4 separate regions of the Homo sapiens genome follow, and all the other regions are linked to region 1. The links are chromatin contacts, found by Hi-C or POLR2A ChIA-PET in ENCODE. All regions are on one chromosome and are shown on one strand. The core of a region is the stretch at or near the end of the contact, and the rest is flanking DNA. Distances in the headings are between cores, read along the strand shown.

Region 1 (5,568 bases), core at 1,514-4,013:
CAGGAGAATCGCTTGAGCCCAGGAGGCAGAGGTTGCAGTGAGCCAAGACAGCACCACTGTACTCCAGCCTTACAACAGAGACTCCATCTCAAAACACAAACAAAAAAAACAAGAATTGATTGTTTTCCTGATTTTATGAGTTGTCTGGACAGTTCTGCCGGTTTTGCTTGGGCTCACTAATGTGACTGCATTTAGTTGAATGCTCAGCTGGGCCGGAAGATCTGAGATGGCCTCTCTCATGTGACTGGCAGCTGGTTGGGGGACATCACTTCTCCATCTGCCCACCCCTCTTCCAGTGGCCTAGATCAGCTTCCTTAGATGGTTGTCTCTGGGCCACATTCCAAGAGGGCAAAAGTGGAAGCGGCAAGGGCTAGCCTTGGAAGTCACACACTGTAACTTTTGTTAAATTCTACTGGTTGAGGCAAGTCCCAGGCTAGCCCAGATTCAAGGGGTAGGGACATAGACCACAACTCTTGATGGGAGTAGCAGCTAAGTCATTGCCAAGGGATGTGCTTAACAAAGTAGGAGGAATTTGTGCCCATATTTTACAATTTCTTGTAGCAAGAAACCAACATTTATTGGATATTTACTGTGTTGCAGGTACTGTATAGGTACAACACATATATGAGTCCATTTAATCCTTATGGCAATCCTGGCAGGAAGGCCACTGAAGCAAGAGAGGTCCGGGGACAATATGGCCTTCCAAAGGACCCAGAACCAGTGAGGGGAAGGCTGACATTCAACTCCAGATTGGTTTTTGTTTTCATTTTTCTCTTCCTCTTGAATGCTGAGACTGGTCCTGCATCTGTGATGTATGGAAGAGGGATTCAGTTGGCTTTGCTAAGCAGTGTTTTCCTCTCCCCCGCCCTTCTTCCCTTCTTTTCAGATTTAATGAATTTCTGGCCTTCTTTGAAGGTTTTCTGGGTCACATGCTTTCTAGTTGCTATTGTGGAATAGTAAATGAGGCCTAGTTTTGCTTGTGGCAGATCCTGCTCTCTGGACACAGAGTTCCTGGTGGAGCAGTCTAATCTGGGTTGCTGGGTTGGTCGATGGTCCCCCAGACTGACCCTTCTGTCCCTGGGGTTGTCAGGGATTTTCTTGGCTGCAGATTCCTGCCCCAGTGGAGGCAGCTCTGAGCAGGCAAGCAGGAGCTAGCAGGCCTGTGCATTCTCTGAATGGCCAGAAGGGTCCTTTTGAAGGTTTTTCTTTATTTTCCTGAGTGTGGCCACCAGTGGAGTGTCCTGGAGAGCCCCAGGGGTGCAGTTCAGCAGCAGGACAGTCAGTCCCCCATCGGCATGGAGATGGAGTGTTCTGTGTGTGGATTGACCCTCTGGCGTCGTTGTTCCTGTTCAAACATTGCCTGTTTCTCTAAGGGGAAACATGAGCATTGGCGTTTCCTTTCTGGGTTGGAGGTGGAGAATTTCATCCCCACCCTACTCTGCGGATTCATTCCGTTTTAGTTGTCTGGCTTTGCCCGGGGCAGAGGCTGCTGACTGGTGAAAGCACCCTCTGAAAGCAAGTTTTTTGTTTTCTACTGTCCTCTGACCTTGGGACGGGCTATGATAGTCCTCAAAACCCTCACAAGCATGGTTTCCATGAGAGCCTTGCAACATTCCCTTGAGCCGGGCAGGGCAGGCAGCCATGTGGACATTTTAGAGATGAGGAAAGTGGGGCTGTGGCCAGACTCTTTGCGGCCAGACTCTTTCTGGCCAGGTTGTTCCACCTGGCTCTCCGGCTCGAGTCTGTCCAGCTTTCAGTCCTGCTGGTCTGTCTGCATAGGGGCTGCTTCTAGAAGACCAGGCGAGAGGATGTGGGTATGAGGGAGGAGCTGAGGCGCACAGGAAGAGCAGATGGCCTGTCTCTCTCCAGTATCTGCTAGTCACTACCTGGAAACCAGCAATGATGATGTAACCACAAGCATTATTCAGTGATGGCCGCCTTCCTTGTGTGGGTGGGACCGCAACACCGCCTGGGCTGGGGAATCCCATTGGTGACAACACAGCATCCTTTTGAGCTGACGCGGCAACAGATGCCCCAGACCAGCTCTGCGTCTGACAGCATCTCTGTGAAGCGTGTGCAGGGGACAGCAGACATCAGAGCTCTCCTGTAAATCACCTCCGCAAAGGCTCTTTGTGGTCGATTCACTGATGACTCATTTATAATCTGGTTTCAACATTGTGAGTCAAAATGCACCACTTTCATTAAAAATAACATTCACTGGGGTCTAACGGCTTTCTTTTTTCTGTTTTTTACTGTACTGTGTGGTTTCTGGATGGGAAGCTGTCAGATGGCAGGCGAGGTGTTCCGAGGGACTTGAGCATAATCGTGCAACGACTCAGGTGTGGATTGAACAAATAGTCCCGAATACCTGCTGTGGGTCCTGCAGACTTCTGGGCCATGGAAGTGTGTGGGTAGTCGGCGTGGGTGTGTGTGGGGGTGTGTGCAAGTATCAGGATCACCTGGGATGCTTGTTAAAAATACAGATTCCTGGGCTTCACCCCATATCTCTGAGGGTGGGGCCTTGTCAAATTCCTCAGGAGCTTTTTAGGTACAATAGAGTCAAGAGCCTTGACTCTGGGTGAGAGAGAATGGGAACTCCCTTCAAGCAGACCCTCCCTACAAACGGAGCAACCAGAGGAGAGGCAGGTCGACTGCAAGGCTGAGAGGGGTGGATGGGGGAGGTGAGAGAGGAAAAGGCAGGGGCGGGGGAACACCCGAGGTGGAGCGGGCCAACAGAGTCCCCATGGGAGAGTTGACTAAAAGCCCCGGCTTGATGCAAGGAACCCACAGTCTTTCTGGTTTGGGGACCAAATCTTGGGCATCCCCTACTTCCTTGGTTAAAAAAATTAAACATACAGAAACGGTTTAGTGGGCATTCTGCAGGGTAAAAAGCCCCTGCTGCATGGCCATGTTTTTATATTTTATGTTCTTTAGCAATGTTAGAAACTTCACTGGGAAAAGCACTTTAAAAAGATATAGTTGAGGGGAATGGGACGTGGGGAGTTATTGTTGAATGGGTGCAGAGTTTCAATTTTACAAGATGAAAGTGCCTGGAGATGGTTAGCGGCGATGGCTGTATAGCAGTGGGAATGCATGTCACACCACTGAACAACGTGCTTAAAAATGGTTACGATGGAGGCCAGGCACGGTGGCTGACACGTGTAATCCCAGCACTTTGGGTGGCGGAGGCGGGCTGATCACTTGAGGTCAGGAGTTTTGAGACCAGTCTGGCTAACATGGTGAAACCCTGTCTCTACTAAAAATACAAAAATTAGCCAGGCATGGTGGCGGGCACCTGTAATCCCAGCTACTCGGGAGGCTGAGGCAGGAGAATCACTTGAAACCCAGAGACGGAGTTTGCAGTGAGCTGAGATCGCACCACTGAACTCCAGCCTGGGTGACAGAGTGAGACGCTGTCTCAAAAAAAAAAGGTTAAGATGGTAAATTTTCTGTTATGTGTATTTTACTTACTACAATTTTTAAAAAATTGGAAAAAGAAAGATATGGTTGAGTCTGACTTGGATGAAAGTCTACAGGCCTCCTGCTGATGGTCTCAGCGGCTCCTGGGAAACTACCGTTTGTTTCAGCCATCTGTAACTTGATTTGTTGTTCAGAAGTTTGCCAAGACTTCTCCATGCAAAGCCAGGTGTAAGTTTAACCTGAGCCACGTGGGTCCCCCCACCTTTCCGCCTCCGATGGATCTTCTCTCCAAGGGCTCCGGTGCTCAGGCCCTCATAGCATGGGAAATCAGAAGGGATGTTTGGGTGGGAGGCTTGGCATGGAGGGTGGACATTTTGCTACAGATGGCCTTGCCCTCACGGAAGGCCATTGTTATTCCGCGTCTGCCCCCTGGCCGGGTCCAGCCACCTGAGCCTTCCTGAGCTCCCAGCTCTCAGTTGCAGCCAGCGCCCAACGCCTTCCTGCGGCACCTCCACAGACCTCGCCTCTTTGCCCTGACTCCTCTCATTCTCTGTTTTCCAGACTATCCCCAAGCCCTGCCTGTGGCTGCCTCCTCCCTCCATAGCATCCCTGCTCTGCCATGGCTCCCCTATTTGGGACAAGACCTTTGTGTGGGCCTCAAGATGTAGGCAGGTCTCTGCTCAGTGGCCCAGCTTTTGGTCGACACCTGCAAATGTGTCTAAAACTCATCTCAACCTCTTCCCCAACACCAGTCTTCCCTTTGATCCCACCCTCCATCTGCTCTTCTCTCAGCATTCCTGAGAGTTTCTGCAAGTTGCCCCAGCCAGAAACCAGGGTGCCAGGCATCACTCTTCCTGCCCGGTTCCCAGCTCCCACCAGCAGTGCCTCCTTGGCAGCTCTAGAATCCCCACTGCCTCTGGTCTAGTTCATGCCTCCATCACTTCTTCTCTGGACCACTGCAGTAGTCTCCTAAGTGACTGTAGCCATCTGAATAGTGGCCCCAAAGATATCAAGTGCCAATCGCCGGAAAACAGTGAATGTTACGCTACGTGGGAAAGTTTTTGCCAATATGATTAAGTTAAGGAATTCAAAAAAAATTATAAAATTGTGATAAATATATAACATAGACTTGACCAGTTTATTCATCTAAGTGCAGAGTTCAGTGGCATTAAGTATATTCCTATGTTGTGTGACCATCACCACCGTCCATCTCTAGAGCTCTTTTTGTCTTGCAGAACTGAAACTTTGTACCCATTAATAACTTCTATTTCTCTCTCTCCTCAGCCCCTGGCAACGACTCTTCCACTTTCTCTCTCTATGCATTTGAGTACTCTAGATACCTCATATTAGGTGGAATGAGGCCCGGCACAGTGGCTCACTCCTGTAATCTCAGTACTTTGGGAGGCTGCGGCGGGAGGATCATTTGAGCCCACGAGTTCGAGACCAGCCTGGGCAGCTAGTCAGACTTTGTCTCTACCAAAGATTTAAAAATTAGCCAGGTGATATGGTTTGGCTGTGTCCCCACCCAAATTTCACCTCGAATTGTAACTCCCACAATTCCTAAGTGTCATGTGAGGAACCCGGTGGGAAGTAATTGAATCATGGAGGCAGGTCTTTTCCATGCTGTTCTTGGGATAGTGAGTAAGTCTCACGACATCTGATGGTTTTAAACATGGGAGTTTCCCTGAACAGATTCTCTCTTTGCCTGCCACCATCCACGTAAGATGTGACTTGCTCCTCTTTGCCTTCTGCTATGATTGTGAAGCCTCTCCAGCCTTGTGGAACTGTGAGTCCATTAAACCTCTTTCTTTTGTAAATTGCCCAGTCTCAGGTATGTCTTTATTGGCAGTGTGAAAACGGACTAATATACCAGGTGTGGTGGTGCACACCTGTGGTCCCAGCTACTGGGGAGGCTGACGTGGGAGAATCACTTGAGCCCAGGAGTCAGAGGCTGCAATGAGCTAGGATCACACCATTGTGCTCCAGCCTGGGTGACAGAACAAGACCCTGTCTCAAAAATAAAATGAAATACAAAGGTAGACTCATATAGTCTTTGCCCTTTTGTGACTGGCTTATTTCTGTAGTGTATGAGAGAATTTCCTTCCTTTTGAAGGCTGAATCATATGCCATTGTGTGTATATAGCACAT
Region 2 (5,568 bases), core at 1,392-3,891, 1.3 Mb after region 1:
TAAAGCAAATTTTAACCATTTTGCATGGAAATACTATTCACTTACTTTATGTCTGTAAACATCATTTAATGTTGTCATGAAAATTGTGTTAATAACATTTCATTATGAAAATAATGAAAATCTTATCACAGTAGTGAAATCATTATGAAAATAATGAAAATCCATTTTTTTTCCGCAAGTTAAGTATTCATACTTTGTAATCATACTGACCCGAGTATGTTCTGTCATTGGCTTAAAATGTGGGTTTTCCACATTGGTAAAAATTTGCTAGGCCACCTGTGTGTGGTTTGTGGCTCTGAGTACACTGTGGCGCCCCCTTTGAGAGCAGCATGTTAGCTGCCATGAGGCTCCAGACTTAGTCAAAAATTGCTTTCAGTAAGACAGGTGGTCATGTCTCTAGAGGGTGTGACCATTTCTCCTTCTCAGTATAAAATAGAGTGGTCAGACTGTTCTACGCAGATGCTGAGTGCCACAGGATGCTAAGGGAATGGTGCAAGTGCTGTGGATGCTTTTACAGAAACTGAGAGACTGCTTACTATTTTAAGGCCGCCTAAGTGATTGCACAGTAATTATTGCCAAGTTGCATATGGAGACTTTTAAATTCTTTAATTGTGTCACCACAAATTGTAACGTCATTTATGTTGACACAAAATTTGGGTAGCAATTGTTAAAATAATTGAGAGGCCATTAGGCTGAGATGGCCTCAGAGCCCTTTGTTTCCTAGGTGAACAAATCCAGCCAAGCCCAATTCAACATAAACAGTTAAACAAACAAACAAAAAACCTTTACCAGTCAGAAACCACCAACAAGCCCAGGGATTTTCCAGTAGATCATATTCAATTAAGACAAATACGTAGCTGTAGCCAATCAAGCAATTGCTTTGCTTTGCTTGCATGTTCCGCCTATAAAACCCCACACCTCTTGCTGCTACAGTGAAATTCTCTGAACCTCTTCAGGCTTTGAATGCTGTCCAGTTCATGAATCCTTTAATTTCAAATAAACTCTGTTGAATTAATTTGTCTTAAATTTGCCTTTTAATACAACTCTCTCCTTTATTTTCTGTGGGTTGGAAAAACAGAGTAATAATTTTGTTAGAACTGTGTGCAAAGTAAGTATGTGTATGCCATGAGTGAAGCAAAGAGAGGGCTTACTTCTTTTTAAATGTGCTTTCCTACCAGGGCATGAAAAATACTTTAAAAAGCATTTTTATTTACTTCTGGGTCCTTTACTGCACTCCAAAAAGCTGAGTTTGCCTGACAGTACATATTAGATAAGAGAGATGTTAGGAAAATTGACTTCAGCAATTTTACATCTTGCCTCACACAAAAGGCTTTGATGCACCAAATTTCCACAATGTAAGACCCTTGCAAAATAAAAAAAAAAGTCACAATAGGAAAATCTCAAACATGCTACAGAGACAGATTTAAAAAGTTACTTGGCATAGTCAAATAAAGTAAATGGTATACTGTCTCATTTCAATTTCAACTATAAGTTGCTAAGAAACTTTTGTTTCTAAATTTGCCATATATACATTGCTGAAACTACATCCTAAAGGGACTGCCTTCCTAAATTGAGGATATCAGTATTTATCACAGCTCTTCCCAGCATGGAGGCTTTAACAACAACAAATACCAAAATAAATGTATTATGCCAGACAATCAGGAGGCTCTGCTCTCACTGAATTCTGAATAAGAGACAGATAATACTGTTCTAATTCTCCAACATGTGCTTCTGCCAATTTAAAACTTTTCTTCTTTGAAACAAATAGCTGTTTTTAGTAAGAGGTCAGTGTACTTTAAAGAGTTAAGAAGGTTTTGCATTGCCTATTTCCGTTATCTTGAGGTCTCCAGATTTGTAAATATCTCCTCATTCATTTTCCAAAAGGCCCATAAAGCTGGTTTGGAGAAAGTATGAGTGTGATTTTTTTCTCAGGTAAAAAAAAAAGTGACCCCATGTCAGTAATCTAAACATTACTCGATTTTTTTTGAAGTCAGACCAAATTTCTGTCTTCAGAAAATGTTTCTTTTTTCTCCCACTTGTCTTCTTCAACTTTTGAACAAATACTTTCAAAATATCTTGGTGGCATGACTACTATAGAAAGAAACCAGTGTCATAAATGGAGTGATCTGGGCTAAACTTTATCTGTCCTGGGAATCTTTTACATGATTCATTTAGAGACTACTCCCACCCCTTGGTCTCTCTTCCCTTGGATTTCTGAGAGCTTAGGAACTCCCACTCTGAGATACTCTGTGTTCTCTCCTCACGTGGAGTGTATCTGCTACTTTGAAATCAACATCCCTACCAGACACGTGTCACATTTAAGTTCACGCACAGGACCATGTCCTGGAATGATAAGGCTTTCTGCTGCTGTTCTACCCTGAGGGCATTCCGCAGGCATCTTAGGAACTCAATCTTGAAGGCTCAAGCTAAGCAAGTGAGTTCAGCTTGTACTCATCACCCAGAATTCTCTAGTAGTCACTTTTACCTCCAACTTCCCACTCTCTCGCCTCCAACTAAAGGGTTCCCAAGGTCAGTTCTGGCTTAGCTACACTGTTCATCTTCCACCTCCTTGTCATGCCTGCAGCAAGCCGAATTTCTGTTCTCTGAGAGGCTGACCCAGAGCTCCTCCTGGGTGACCAAGCTCGCTTCTCCCTGGGGACCAAAGGGCAGCATCATCGGCCAAAGACAAAAAGAAACCCTGGGGAAGACATCCTCCCTTACTTTCCTGCCTGCTAGGGTGGGGGCCGAGGCAAAACTTGCTCCTACTTTTCTACTTTGCCCTTCACATTAACAACAATCTGAAGGGCATTAAGGTTTAATGTGTTCTCTGCGGATTCAAACGAGTTCCTAAAATTAAGTACTACACTCTATTACTTATTAATCACATCTGATTCAGAAGTTTTTCTTCACGTACTTCCTCATTTTCTGGACTTTGAACTTCCCTCTCATGTTAGAGCCAAGCAGCTGTAGCAAACTAGCCATTATTTTTTCCTGCATTGCATAAAATAGAATAACACTCTCCAAGTGTAATCCAGCTTCTGTGATTTATATTGATGAGCATCTCAGGACTCTGCTCCACACCAAGGCTTGTGACCATCGGAAATGTTGCAGATCCAGTTATGGCAGGATGCATGCCTCTATTCTCCAAGGATTCTCTATTCTACCCTTAACCAATGATCTGGCCTCATGACAGCAGTCTTCTATTGCAGGGACATGGTCAGCAGGGAGGAAATATGCTTACGGGGCAGCACACTTGGATTCCTCTAAAAATCATATACTATCCCTCTAAAATCACCTATATTTTTCCATCTCCCTGTCCTCTAATCAGTAAGATATTTAAGCATGTGAACCCCTATTGAGATATTGGACAATCACTCTGTAATTCTTTCTGTGTGCATGGTAGTTAATAAATGTGTATGCCTTTTCTCATTAATCTGCCTTTTTGTGAGTTGATTTTTCAGCAAATCTTCCGAAGGGTAAGGGGATGCTTTCCCTTTGCCCTGCAGTTGGTAATAATTTACTCATGGCAGCACATGGTACAGAAGGTAGAAGGTTACTGAGCGAGTGACCCACTGTCAGGAGACTGGCCCGCGATCAAAGTGCTTGGCTGGCTCATCAGAGGGCGCTGATTTTGCACTGATTTTTACCAGCCCCTCAACCACCAACTCCTGGGCAGCCACCCATGGGAGGTAAGGCTCCATTGCGGGGGTCAGTGGACATTCATTATCACACAGGGGCTTTCTCATTTTCTTTTCTAAAATCCTTAATATAATAGTATCCTGTGTACGTCATCTAAATGTGACCTTTATGTTTTCTATGAAGGACTATATATATATATATACGTATATATATATATATATATACACACATATATATATATATACATATGTATATATATACATACATATATATATGTATATACACACACATATGTATATATATTCTACATAGAGGCACACTTCTGATATATGAAAGCATAAGATTACAACCAGCTGTGATTTTTATTTATTTTAGCTTCTAAATTTAAAATTCTCAGATTAATGTAACATAATCTGTTCATTTAGGGATTCGTGTTTAAGTTCTATGCTTTAGTGCTAGGTGGCTGCAAATCACAATGTACTTTCAAAACAAAGTATCTTAACCTTTTAATAAATCCTTTTCATAACCTGTTCAATTCAAAAAAATGTTTATAAACATGTTAGACATCTGACACCATTCTATCGCAAGAGGGTAGAAACATTTATTGCAGCAGAATACTATGGTTATTCACTCTCAAGTTTATTATTCCCCTTATTTTATTGTAGCAACTCTGGATTCTTTAGTATAAAGAGAAATCAAAAGAAACAAAATATCTATAGTCTTAGTTTCAGAACTACACTAGGATCTGGTGACCTAAACCATATGTACAGAATATAAACATATTTATACTTTATATGTACATAGTTAATGGTTACCTATGCATTATAAATAGTAAGTTTAACTTAGATTCTACAAAAATAATCATTTTGGGTGGGTACATGCAAACCAGTACACATAAACCTATTTATAAAACACATCTCTATGCTTTTTTTTTTTGCTTCTAAATATAAATTTTGCTATTTAGCCATCAGCTAAATGATCTAAATGCAAACCCCAAAGTTTCCAGTTAAAAGTATAAAATCTGCTTCTAACCACAGCAGCATACTGCTTCAAGTATTCTCCTCCTATGTAAGGTCGAGATAATTTTGTCACATATGAATTTTAGGTGGACATCTCATTTCCTCACATATTAGACATCCTGCTGGGGTCACAGCTTCTTTGTTCCATTTGTCTTTTTTTGTTGTTTTTTAATAAGACATTGCAAACAGTAGCTATTTCTTAAAGTGACATAATTTTCGCTTTTGCATTCTGATAAAAATGAACATACTTAAGCCTCTTCCTTGCACCCTGACCCTGGTGCTCTAGCATAATGCAACAAATCCTACGCTCAATGGTTTGCAGGGCCATCCACGCAGGCAGATGACTGGGTGGCCACAAAAGGCTCATTTTGCTTCTGGTCCTCTTTCATGCCAGCTGCCTGGTCTGTGATCGAGGAGAAGGACAGTTGGTCATGCTCTATGATGTGCACCTGATCCTCGTCCTTGTCCTTCTTCACATAGAACATTTTTCTGAATTTTTTCAGCTCATGGAGTTCACAGAAGGTTTCCAGAACTACCAACATGGCAATAAGGCCAAGTAGCAGGTAACCTGTGTGAGAAACAGGACACTGTCTTAGTGTGATCTCAACATGGATAAATCAAGTAGCGAGTGATTTACCTCCCCACCTCATGCCAACACAGTGTTTGTTAAGGAATAAACTCATTGCCAGTTTCTTAATTTTTAGAAGTGTTTTTAAGTTCATGGTTCAAAGAGGAACTACCCATTATTAAAGAGTGAAAGACAATGAAGAATGATTTAACCTCCTATGAACTTGGATTAGTTAGAATCACAGGCTGCAATTTTTGAGAAAAAAAAAATACTTGGGGCTGATGTGGCATTATTAAAGACACATAACATACTGCACTTACCCAAGTGTGATATTTTATGCAA
Region 3 (5,568 bases), core at 1,705-4,204, 1.3 Mb before region 1:
TGGCAATGCCCTAGAAGAGACTGTTCAATCATGAGTTGTACTCTAATTTAGAGTCCCTGAATTCTGTCCTGATGGACTTACCTTTCTAAAGGTGTGTGGTGAAATCTGCCTCAGTACTGTAAGCAATTTGACATTTTTTTCATTTGCTATTTCAAAAAAAATTAGAGCTAGAGCTGATTTTTGTGGCGTGCAATCAAAGGGGTTTAGTGTATGCACTTTCTTCCTGTTTCAACTTCTAACCACAGCCTTAGGAATGGGAAGGTTCTAACTGAACATCATCTGCAGGAAGCATGGGTGATAGCACATCCCCAGGGCCTCTCACAATGCTGGTTTCAGTGTAGCTGATTTTAGGGAAAGCAGAGGTAAATCAGTCAGAATGAGAGAACAAAGAGGAGGGCTGCCTGTTCACAAAGAAACAACCCCGTCATACCACTCTTAACAATGAACACTAAAACAGATCATGACAGACACCACTTTAAGTGAGTCTTGGTATGCCCCTATTTCATGACAAACACCTGCTATTTCCAATTTCACTCACCAAGAAAAATCTCATTTGTCCCTAGAAGTTATGTGTAAGGCTTCTGAGCTGAAAACAAAAGCAAACGGGGAGGTTTGTTACTGTGACTTTCTGGATTAGGTAACTAAGAGGACAAAAGCTATCTGACCCCTGTCTGCATTAAAGTTCCCTGTCCACTTTGTCTCTCTCTCTTTTTTTTACTCCACCCCCGAACCCACTTTCTTCCTTTGTTCTTTAATAACAAATATTTCAAGCCTCTGGAAAGCCATGAATTCTGCCTTTGATATCCAGGCACTAGAGAGAGTCCTTAAAGAACCCGAGATTTTATAATAGGAAAATTTATAACCCACAATTTAAAAAAAGAAGTTTTGCATAACAAAATTCCAGGAAGTATGTGTTATTGACAACCTCAAATACAGCACAGACAAGGAATCTTTTAAAAAGTCTACCAAACTTGATAAAAAGTTTCTCTTATCAAAAGCACATTTATATGAAGGGAAGAAGGCAGTGAGCAGATAGGAAGTATAGGTTTGGAAGAGAAAAGGAGACATGGAAAAGTAGCTGGAAAAATCAAGCAACAATTTTTTTTTTTTTTTTTTTGAGACAGAGTTTCGCTCTTGTTGCCCAGGCTGGAGTGCAATGGCGTGATCTCAGCTCACCGCAACCTCCGCCTCCTGAGTTCAAGCGATTCTCCTGTCTCAGCCTCCCAAGTAGCTGAGATTACAGGCATGTGCTACCTTGCCCGGCTAATTTTGTATTTTTAGTAGAGACAGGGTTTCTCCACGTTGGTCAGGCTGGTCTCAAATTCCTGACCTCAGGTGATCTGCTCGCCTCAGCCTCCCAAAGTGCTGGGATTACAGGTGTGAGCCACCACACCCAGCCAATTTCTTTTTGCTTTTAAGCTAGGGAAGATCTGGACAGTTTGGAGGCAGAAGGGAAAGAGTTGCTGGAGGGGAAAAGGACAGGCAGGACTGGCTTCATGGGCATGTGACCTATGCAGTCAGCCACCCCAGGACCCTGCATTTGGTTTAATGCTCTGCTGGTTCTGAAAGGTATAAACCACTATGTGGTAGGCTGATTAATGACCCTCTATTTATAAATCCTCATCCTAATCTCTGGAACCTGTGAATATGTTATCCTATATGGCAAAAGGGACTGTGCAGATGTGATCAAGTTGAGGATTTTGAGATAGGATGGTCTGTAACCAATGTAATCACAAGGGTCCTTATACAAGAGAGACAGAAGAGTTAGGGTCACAAGAGAAGGCATGTGACGAGGGAAGCAGAGAGAGTGAAGGAGATGTGAAGTCATGAGGTAAGGAATGCAGGTGGCCTCTGGAAGCTGGAAAAGGTAAGGAAACACATTGTCCCTGAGAGCCTCCAAAAGGAACACAGCCCTACAGGTCCATTTTGGACACCTGATCTCCAGTACTATAAGGTAATGAATTTCTTTTGTTGTATGCAACTAAATGTGTGATAGTTTCTTACAGCATCAATGAGAAACTAATACACGCTACATAAACACAAGGGAGATGTATTACTCGTTTTGTAGAAATCAAAGGCATTAATAAAACTAATAGCAGTTACCATTTATTGAGTGCTTCCTAGGTGCTAGGCACTATACTCAGCTCTTTCTGTATCTAATCTTATGTAGCCCTAGAACAAGATATGAGGTGGGAATTAAGGCCCAATAACTAGCTAGAATGTTTTAGAGTTGGGATCTGCGCCCAATCTATGTCACTCTAAGTTTTTTTTTGTTTTACCCCATCCCCATATTTCATCATAAGCCTTTGGGTTTGTCTTCATTCTTTAGCATGCGTTATACTCGCACGTGTCAACCTAGGAGTCGGGCTGGGGCGGGGCAGGAGATGACATCCACATCTAGGGTGCATGAAATTAAAAAAGAGCCGAAGCCATCTCTACAAGTCACAGGTAGCTTACATAGGCACCCACAGCAGATGTGAGGCTACAGAAAAATGAATGAGACAAAGAATACGCTTCAGACCGAAAGTCAAAGATCCCGCACCGTCCGTTCCTAACTCGCCCGCGTACTGGGTGAATCCTAGAGCCTGGCGTCTGCGAGGACTCCAGGAGCGACAGCAGGGACCGACGCAGAGAGGTCCTCAGCCTGGTTTCCCGGAGAAGAGGTCGCCCCGCTTCCCCCGCCCGCACCCCCCGGTGTTTTGGAGGCCCGCGTGGTCCCGCCTCATTGGCCGCCGCGGAGCCCGAGGCCTCGGGGAGGCGGGGCGGCCTTCGCAGTTGTAGTTCCCGAGTCCTCTCGTTCAGCGGCTCCGCCTTCCTGCCGCGGCGCCTAGGCGACCGCCCAGGACCACAACTCCCACAAGGCCCCGCGCTTGGGGGCGTGGCCGAGGAGCCAAGCGAGCCGGGGGCGGGGCCGCCTGGGGGATGAAGTGGGGGCGCTCGCCTTTCCTGCCTCACTCGCAGCTGCCGGGTGTTGGGGAAAGAGTCGCCTGCCTCCGGACTGGAGTGCAGACCTCTGACCCTGGAGTCGCTCGGCCGCTGGGAACCGTCCCCTTGGGTCGTCGCCTGGGCCGCCCGTCGTTCCCCGGCCCCGAGGGGTCCGGCTGGCCGCGGTGTGGGTAGAGGTCAGCATGAGCCAAGGGGTCCGCCGGGCAGGCGCTGGGCAGGGGGTAGCGGCCGCGGTGCAGCTGCTGGTCACCCTGAGCTTCCTGCGGAGCGTCGTCGAGGCGCAGGTAAGCCCGAGTGATAGCGGGCCGGGAACCCCCGGCCGAACACCCGCGGCCGCTACACACGGGCCGCGGCTGTGACGCGGGGAGGGCCGGGCAGGGCCGGGCCAGAAAAGAGGTGATTTCTGGCGAGCAGAAAACCCGGGGAGCAGAGACCTGACCGTCCAGTGCGGGAAACATCTGCGAACCGCCCGCAGGGTGGGGGGACGGCGACACTCCGGGTAATGGCAGTCAAAAGAGGAAGATGGTGACGGTCCCCCTGAGCTGTTTTCGTTTTTTCCTCTCGGATGTGTTAAGCGGCTGGGAGTGTGGCGGGAGATGGGACGGGCATGAACCACCTCGGCTGTCTTGCGAAGGGAGCGAGCGCCCAGAGAAACGGTGACGTCCTTCCCTTCAGGAGTTAGTGAGGGAGGGAGACTGAGAGTTGGGGGCACTCCGCAGACCCCCGAGGCCCCGCCAGGCGCAGGGGATTGGGAGGGGGCAAGACTTCACTCGAACTGTCGGACTAGAGCTTTCTGGGCTTTTACTCTTCCTCGAGCACCTTCCCTTGCTCAAGATTGCTTTATTTTTACCCAGCTGAGCTGTGTCTGCCAAGTGGCATCGCCAGGTAAGTCCCAATACGAGACTGGGGGGGTCTGAGTGGGGCGTTGTGGCTCGTGGATGGAGGCTCTGGCTCTGGCAGTCGTGAGGTGCTGGCTGGTTGTTGATGTGAAGCGATGATTACAAGTGTTCTCAGTGTGCTAGAAATCTGAGGCTTAGCTGACCAGATCCTTTCGCCTTCAGAGAGGTGTTTGCTTCTATTCAGTAGAATTTGAATTGATTGCCAGGTGCTGCTGCTTGTTGTCTGCACCTGCTGCAAGGAGGCAGCACTGCTGAGGGCCAAAAAAATAAAACGAAGGTCTCAGGTGGCCTGATGATGAGGGGAGATGTCATTTGAAGCAATTAGTGCTCATCCAAGAAAAATTGAAGGTGACTCTGAGTGTAACCGTGAAAACATGTTTTTCTGAATTGAGTCACTTTATTTCATGGTTTTATGGTGCCCTGCACTAAATCCCAGAGTGCCTGAATAGTCCGTTTGTGTCTGTGTTTGAACCATAAAAATAAAAGGGGCAAATTTTTGGTATTGGGGAACATGTTAAAATGCAGATTCTCTGGCCCTACCTCCACATGTATTGATTGGATCTGGAATATGGCCCAGATATCAGCATTTTAAACAAACATTGCAAGTACAGTATAACTGTAGCAAAGTTATCTTTTGACTACCTCTTGGACCTCACTTGGAAAACACTGAGATGGAATAGATAGTGGTAATCTGGGCAGACTTACTAAAGTAAATTTTCCAAATTGTCTTTGGCAAAATTATTTTCTAGTCACTAGTTGAGTGTTTCTGAGTGAAATTTACAATTCGATATTTTTCTGAAATGAGAGTTCCCATTTTCTCTTTTTATATAGCACATATTAATTTATGCTTATCTGTCTAGAAACTTCATTTTAAATTTTTTTCATTTACCACTAATTATGTGTAATTAATGTTTTATAATTTCACCTGTATTTTTAAAATTCTTGTGTAGAGATGGGGACTATGTTATTAGGCTGATCTTCAACTCCTGGCCTCCAGCGAGCCTCTTACTTTGGCTTCCCAGGTGCTGGGATTACAGGTGTGAGCCACTGTACCTGGCCTGCCCCTGTACTTTTAATTTCATTATATCCAAATGAATATAAATATAGTCCAACAGTTAAAGATTTGTGAATATTTGAAGTAGCATTGTGCCAAACAGTCTTCCAAGTGAATATATTTGGTTTTTGTTGCCAGCAGTACTTACTTTCTTTTTTTTTTTTTTTTTGAGATAGTGTCTCACTCTGTTGGCCAGGCTGGATGCAATGGCATGTGTTGGCTCACTGCAACCTCTGCCTCACAGGTTCAAGCAATTCTGTCTGCCTCAGCTTCCCAAGTAGCTGGGATTACAGGTGCTTGCCACCGCGCCTGGCTAATTTTTGTGTGTGTGTTTTTTTTTTTTTTCCCAGTAGACAGGGTTTTGCCATGTTGGCCGAGCTGGTCTTGAACTCCTGACCTAAGGTGATCCGCCTGCCTCGGCCTCCCAAAGTGCTGGGATTACAGGCGTGAGCCACCGCGCCCAGGCCGCCAGCAGTACTTTCTACTGTGCTGTTTTTTTTTTTTTTTTGAGATGGAGTCTCGCTCTGTGTCACCCAGACTGGAGTGCGGTGGCGCCATCTTGGCTCAGTGCAGCCTCCACCTCCTGGGTTCAAGTGATTCTTCTGTCTCAGCCTCCCGAGTAACTGGGACTATAGGTGTGTGCCACCACACACGGCTAATTTTGTATTT
Region 4 (5,568 bases), core at 1,574-4,073, 1.1 Mb before region 1:
CCCAAAGTGCTGGGATTACAGGCATGAGCCACCCCGCCAAGCCTATTTTTTCAACTACTAACTCAAGTTGACATTTGCTGTCTTACAATCTTTCTGTTTGTTTGTTTGTTTTTAAGAGGCGGGGTCTTGCTGTCACCCAGGCTGGAGTGCAGTGGTGCCATCATAGCTCATTGCAGCCTCCATCTTCCTGGGCTCCAGGAATCCTCCTGCCTTAACTTCCTGAGTAGCTGAGACTATGTACAGGTGCAGCCCAAATGCCTGGCTAATTTGTCTTATTTTTTAGAGATGATGTCTCCCTACATTGCCCAGGCTGGTCTTGAACTCCTAGACTCAAGTGATCCTCCCATCTCGGCCTCCTGAGTAGCTGGGTTACAATCATTTTTACTAATGTCTTAGTGGTGTTTCTGGCAGAAATGTCCCCTGCTATTCTTTGTGGGTATGACAGTGTCTCCTGTGCAGTCAGCAGAACTCAACAGAAGTCACCTCTGATGTCCCTGGAGGCAGTGTCTCTGATGTACCAACAAAGCACTATGCTTCCAACCTGCGCTTGATTCAGAATCTCTGCAGCCATTTTACTTTATAAATCCTCTCCCCTAAGCCAGGACCCACATCTGGACACCCTAGTGTCTCCACTTCTGTGCCACCACTCTCTGGACACTTCATAATCCCCCTATCCTTAAAAGGGGGTGCATCCTGATCCTAGCTGCCTGTGGGCTGAGACTCCTGAGGAGACCCTCGCAGTAACTGAGGGGGACTGAAACTCTTAGTGCACCAAGCACAGACTCCTGACTAAAGAAACCAGTCTCTATCACACACGCTGGTTCAAAACGTATGTATGCAAATTCATCTGAAAATGTTACAAATGCATGGCAGGTTGAAACTTTATATTATAAAATAATTTATGTATATACAAAGAAATAACAGCAAATACTCATGCACCCAGCACTCCATCCTTAATACTTTGCCACGTTTGCTCCAGCTATGTTTTGTTTGTTTGTTTCTGAGACAGAGTTTCACTTTTGTTGCCTAGGCTGGAGCGCAGTGGTGCCATCTCGGCTCACTGCAACCTTGTCTCCCGGGTTCAAGCGATTCTCGTGCCTCAGCCTCCCGAGTAGCTGGGATTATAGGCACGTGCAACCACACCCGGCAAATCTTTGTATTTTTAGTAGAGACAGGGGTTTCACCATTTTGGCCAGGTTGGTCTTGAACTCCTGACCTCAGGTGATCCACCCACCTCAGCCTCTCAAAGTGTTGGGATTACAGGCATAAGCCACCATGCCCAGCCCCAGCTGTGGTTTAATAAATAAAAATGACACAGCTGGAGCTCCCAGCCTGCCCCCTCCTGGTGCCATTTGCTCCCAGGAAAGTAATCACTATCCTGAATTTGGTGTTTTTATGGCTAGGCAGGCTTTCACTAGGTAAATCTGGATTCGTGAAAGATACAGAGTACCGTCCAGTATGGTTTTGCACTTTATATGAATGCATTAATACCTTCCATAACCTTCTGCAGTTTGTTTATTCCCTCATGACTATGTGTTTGGAAGGTATCTATGTTGATACACACAGTTCTAGCTCATGCATCTTCACTAAGGCACAGTGCAGTTGGCCCCTGGGCAGCATGGGTTTGAACTGCATGGGCGCATCTATACATGGATTTTTTTCAACTGAATGGGAATCAAAACTACGATGTTCTCAGGACGTAAAACCTGAATATAAGGAGGACCAACTCTTTGTACATGCAGGTTCTACAGGGATGTGAGTATGTGGGGCTCTGAGCATACTTGGGGGTCCTGGAACCAGTCCCCCACATATACTGACAGACGACGCTACTCCTATATAACAGGCCACAACCGGTAGCCCTCTCTGACAGAGGGACACAGAAGGATGGCTAAGTGTGTGGAATCGGGCCGGGCACAGTGGCTCACGCCTGTAATCCCAGCACTTTGGGAGGTGGGGGAGGCGGATCATGAGGTCAGGAGATCAAGACCATCCTGGCTAACACGGTGAAACCCTGTCTCTACTAAAAATACAAAAAATTAGCCGGGCGTGGTGGCGGGCGCCTGTAGTCCCAGCCACTGGGGAGACTGAGGCAGGAGAATGGCGTGAACCAGGAGGCGGAGCTTGCAGTGAGCAGAGATCGCGCCACTGCACTCCAGCCTGGGCGACTGAGCGGGACTCCGTCTCAAAAAAAAAAAAAAAAGTGTGGAATCTGGAGCTGGCTTACCTGGGGTTGAATCCTGGCTCTACCAATTATCAGCTGTGTGGCCTTGGAAAAGTCACCTGCCTGCTCTGTGCCTCAAGTACCTCACCTGTAAAATGAGACTAATAACACCAGCCACCAGGTTTTCCTAAGCATTTGGTGAATTAATAGACATGTAGAGCACCTGGACAAATGCCTGCCGCCTAGTAAGTACCACGTGGGTGGCTGCAACCCCTGCTGTTGGTATTATTAGTCCTCATCTATGTTCGCAAACCATGATTCTAAACGCACAGCTACTAAACTGTGACCACAGATGCTATCCTAACCATAAAAGGAACTTTCATACTGAAAAAGGTTAAGAACCACTGACGCATTCGATATTTGCTCTCCTGGTCCCTCTGCGCTACCCACTTCCTGATATATTGGGGAAATTATGCAAACCCCAGGGCCCTGGTCTCCCCAGGCAACAGTCATTAGTCAGCTGCTTCAGTCTGTTCCCACATGCTGAGCATCCTCACTCAGCAGAGCAGGGTGACAAGACAGTCGGTCCCCGAAATCCAGACACCGGAGTTCTCCTTTCTGCAGGGTTCCCGGAAGACACACAAGGCGGCTCTGCGGCGGGGAGGGGATCTGCATTTGAGGCTCAGTCTCCAAGACAGTGCGAGCAAGGGCGGGGCCTCTATGCCTGCGTTAGGATGTTCTTTTCTTCCAAACGTCAGCTGTGGGCTATAGGTCCAGGGACTCAGGACCTGGATAACCACCACCACAGCCCCACTCATAGTCCTGTGTCCGTGGCAGTGAAGGTAACTGGCCAGAAAAGGCAAGCAAGCACGCTGTCCATGCCATAAAGTTCTGGGAGGCGGTGGCCTGAAGCCAAGGTGTGCCTGGTCTGTGTCCCAGGCTGGCCAGGTGTGAGAGGGGTCACTGGAATACATGGTCAGGTGTTCACCGCATCACCTCCCACCTTTGACTTTGGCAAGCATGTGGCCCAAGAAGCTGGTCCTGCCTGCTCCTGGCCTCGTGCTGGCCCTTGGAATGTGGGCCCCCCAGACTTCAGTGAGCTTCTTCCCACGTGATCAGAAGCCAACCATAATTGCTTCTCTGGATTTCCATAGACCTCGGAGCTCCCTGGATGTGTTTGCAGCCTTCTCCAGCCCTCCTGAGAGCTCCGCTGCATGGTCCTGTTTGGCTCACCTGGCGCCTATGATCCTTCCTCAGGTGTATGCATGTGTGTTTGCGCGCGCGCGTGTGTGTGCATGTGTGTGCGTTTGTGTATGTGTGTGCATGTTTGTGCATGTGCACCCCACAAGGCAGGAGCTCAGCTCCCACCCAGGATGTCCCTACCTTGGTCCTCACAAGGCATTCCTCATTTCATAAGTGATAATGGGATAACAGTCTTTACCTTTATAGATAAAGGGCATCTCCACTCACTGTCCCCCTTCCCAACAGCTCCTCTTCTCCTTCCTGTTCCCAGCAGCTCAGCTCTCCGGGCAGCAAGCACCTCTCCCCTCCTCCACCCCTCCATCGGCTCACGAGAGCCTCCCTGAGCCTCATAAACTGAGCTTCACTCCATCCAACGGCGCCAACACAGGCTGGCCACCCAGAAGGCAGAACTCAGGGTGGCCCTGAGCCCCCACATTGATAAGTCAGCCCAGCAGGCAGCCCGCGAGGAGACGGGACTCTAGAGAGCACACCTCCCACCCACACCCTTTGCGGCTCTCCAAGTCAACCTAAAGCCACACCAAACGCCGTCCTTCAGTCTCCCTGCTTTTCTGAATTGTCTCTTGTCCCCTGAGCACCTGGATTCAGGGGTGAGGCTGGTCAACCCTCAGGAACCTACTTTGTTGGTTCCTGGTTAGCTCCATCGACCTTTCTAGGCCTCAGTGTCTATCTGCGAGGTGAAAGCATTAGGACAAATATTCATTAAGCTGCTTCTACTTTGACAGCTCCATGACTTGAAGTTCCTTCCCAGGGACAGCCCGTGTCAGCCCGTGTCCTCCGCCCTGGAAGCCCCGCAGGAATAGCTGCGGCCCGGCCGCTTCAGCCACAGAAGCGCACGGACCTGCCCGCCTGCCCACTGCCTGGGTGGAGTCCGTCTCGGCATCAGTTCCGCACAGAGGTGGAGGCAAATAATTCTGACCTGCCTCCCTGGCAGGATTCTCTCTCTTTGGCCTTGGGAATGACAAGGGCTGTGGCCACACAAGGCCCTACCATCACTGTTATGTTTCTTAACTGCTTAACCACAAATTGCAGTTCACAGTTTACCAGCCAGGGCCCTGCCCCTAATTGTTCTAAATGTACTTAAGGAAGGTGACACATTAGAAGCACAGAGGATGCATTTCTCCCGGTGGCCAGCGCTGGCCCACTGGGCCCTATGGCAGGAGGGTCCCGGGCCACGTGCGGCAGTGTGCAGTGTCGTACCATCGTGCCCTGATCCTTGCTGGCAAACGATGCAAAAACTACAAAATAAATTCGCAGGGAAAGTACCCCAGTTTGTTTTTGCCCCTCCTCACAGAATAACTTTCTGCTTCAGAAGTGAGGAGAATTCTGAGGTTTTAGGATGCCCTGGGAACTCCTGCCCTTGCTGGACGTGTCTGGTATTAAATGACACTCCCTGTGTCCTGCCACCGAGAGAATGACCATCTGGCCTCCTCGAGGGGAAGCTATGTGGGTAACGGGGGAAGCTCCTCACTAGGGGTGGGGACTTGGTCTGCTCCTGACACTGTCCCAGCTCACTGGGGCCTTCGGGAACAGCAACCAGGATGGCAGAGGACACACCCACGTTCCTCCAGGAATACTGAAAAAAACTGGGACTAGCTGACCCCAAGCAGAGAGAACTCGGGGAAGACACAATATATGCTGTCAAAGCCGTGACAGGCCGTGTGTCCTCGGGGGACGGATGACGCGTGCTGTTCACAGCCCCAGGGCGCAGGGTGGGAGTTACCCAGCACCACCCTTCCATCCTCATGTTGGTCTGGACCCCACGATTCGCTGAGAACAAACCCAGGCAGACCAGAAATTCCAGCTTAACCTGGAGCAGGGCCCAGGAGGACACGGAGTCTGGGGGCTTCCACACACAAAACCCAAGACTAGCCAGGGGCCCAACTTGGTTGCCCCAGAATCTGGTTCTGGTGAGAATACACCTGCTATGTCAACCTAAACCTAAGCCTTCACCTCCCAGTGGCACCCAAGGAAGGGGCCCTAGGAGCAGGACCAGGGCAATGGTGGGTGGAAACCCAACAGCCCAAGTCACAGGTGACGACTTCCACCAAGAAGTTCCCTCCACAGCCATCCTGGCATCGCTTCACAGTGAATACCTGTGTTTGGGAAATATTTTGATTTCATTACAGTGAGATTTTTAAATTGGA

The links. A loop is a pair of places that touch in the nucleus more often than their neighbours do. ChIA-PET counts read pairs that join two places held with the same protein, here RNA polymerase II (POLR2A). Pooled maps may share reads with other maps.
Region 2: a loop to region 1 is called in a map with no recorded cell type, with 8 times the contacts of the local background. The contact joins two enhancer-like sites. A Hi-C loop is called at or near these places in 2 of 37 single-sample maps with no recorded cell type and 2 of 50 pooled maps.
Region 3: a loop to region 1 is called in a pooled map, with 11 times the contacts of the local background. The contact joins the promoter of ERO1B here to the enhancer-like site in region 1. A Hi-C loop is called at or near these places in 1 of 37 single-sample maps with no recorded cell type and 7 of 50 pooled maps. POLR2A ChIA-PET finds 5 or more read pairs at or near these places in 1 of 52 experiments (activated CD8-positive, alpha-beta memory T cell).
Region 4: a map with no recorded cell type shows a loop between it and region 1 (11-fold over the local background). The contact joins two enhancer-like sites. A Hi-C loop is called at or near these places in 4 of 37 single-sample maps with no recorded cell type and 2 of 50 pooled maps.

What each region holds. Positions count from the first base shown.
Region 1 is chr1:235,008,451-235,014,018 of GRCh38, reverse strand. No RefSeq gene overlaps it. Among named protein-coding and RNA genes, the nearest start is that of LINC03108, 30 kb to the right of the region's middle. RefSeq lists enhancers at 1,246-1,425, 1,636-1,705, 1,372-1,872, 1,823-2,117, 1,716-2,305. Within about 2 kb of position 2,763, at least 26 of the 41 ENCODE cell types and tissues checked have a DNase peak (open chromatin) inside an H3K27ac peak, as active enhancers do.
Region 2 is chr1:233,670,929-233,676,496 of GRCh38, reverse strand. KCNK1 (potassium two pore domain channel subfamily K member 1) reads right to left here. Exons shown (of 3, transcript NM_002245.4): 3 at 3,983-5,226. The coding sequence ends at 4,967. Among named protein-coding and RNA genes, the nearest start is that of MIR4427, 50 kb to the right of the region's middle. Within about 2 kb of position 2,641, at least 4 of the 41 ENCODE cell types and tissues checked have a DNase peak (open chromatin) inside an H3K27ac peak, as active enhancers do.
Region 3 is chr1:236,279,344-236,284,911 of GRCh38, reverse strand. ERO1B (endoplasmic reticulum oxidoreductase 1 beta) reads left to right here and starts at 2,954. Exons shown (of 16, transcript NM_019891.4): 1 at 2,954-3,230. The coding sequence starts at 3,129. RefSeq lists enhancers at 626-775, 3,360-3,559 and silencers at 2,610-3,199, 3,240-3,289.
Region 4 is chr1:236,153,859-236,159,426 of GRCh38, reverse strand. All of the region lies in intron 1 of GPR137B (G protein-coupled receptor 137B), which reads right to left. Among named protein-coding and RNA genes, the nearest start is that of GPR137B, 14 kb to the right of the region's middle. RefSeq lists a silencer at 807-856 and enhancers at 2,536-2,645, 2,846-2,905. Within about 2 kb of position 2,823, at least 5 of the 41 ENCODE cell types and tissues checked have a DNase peak (open chromatin) inside an H3K27ac peak, as active enhancers do.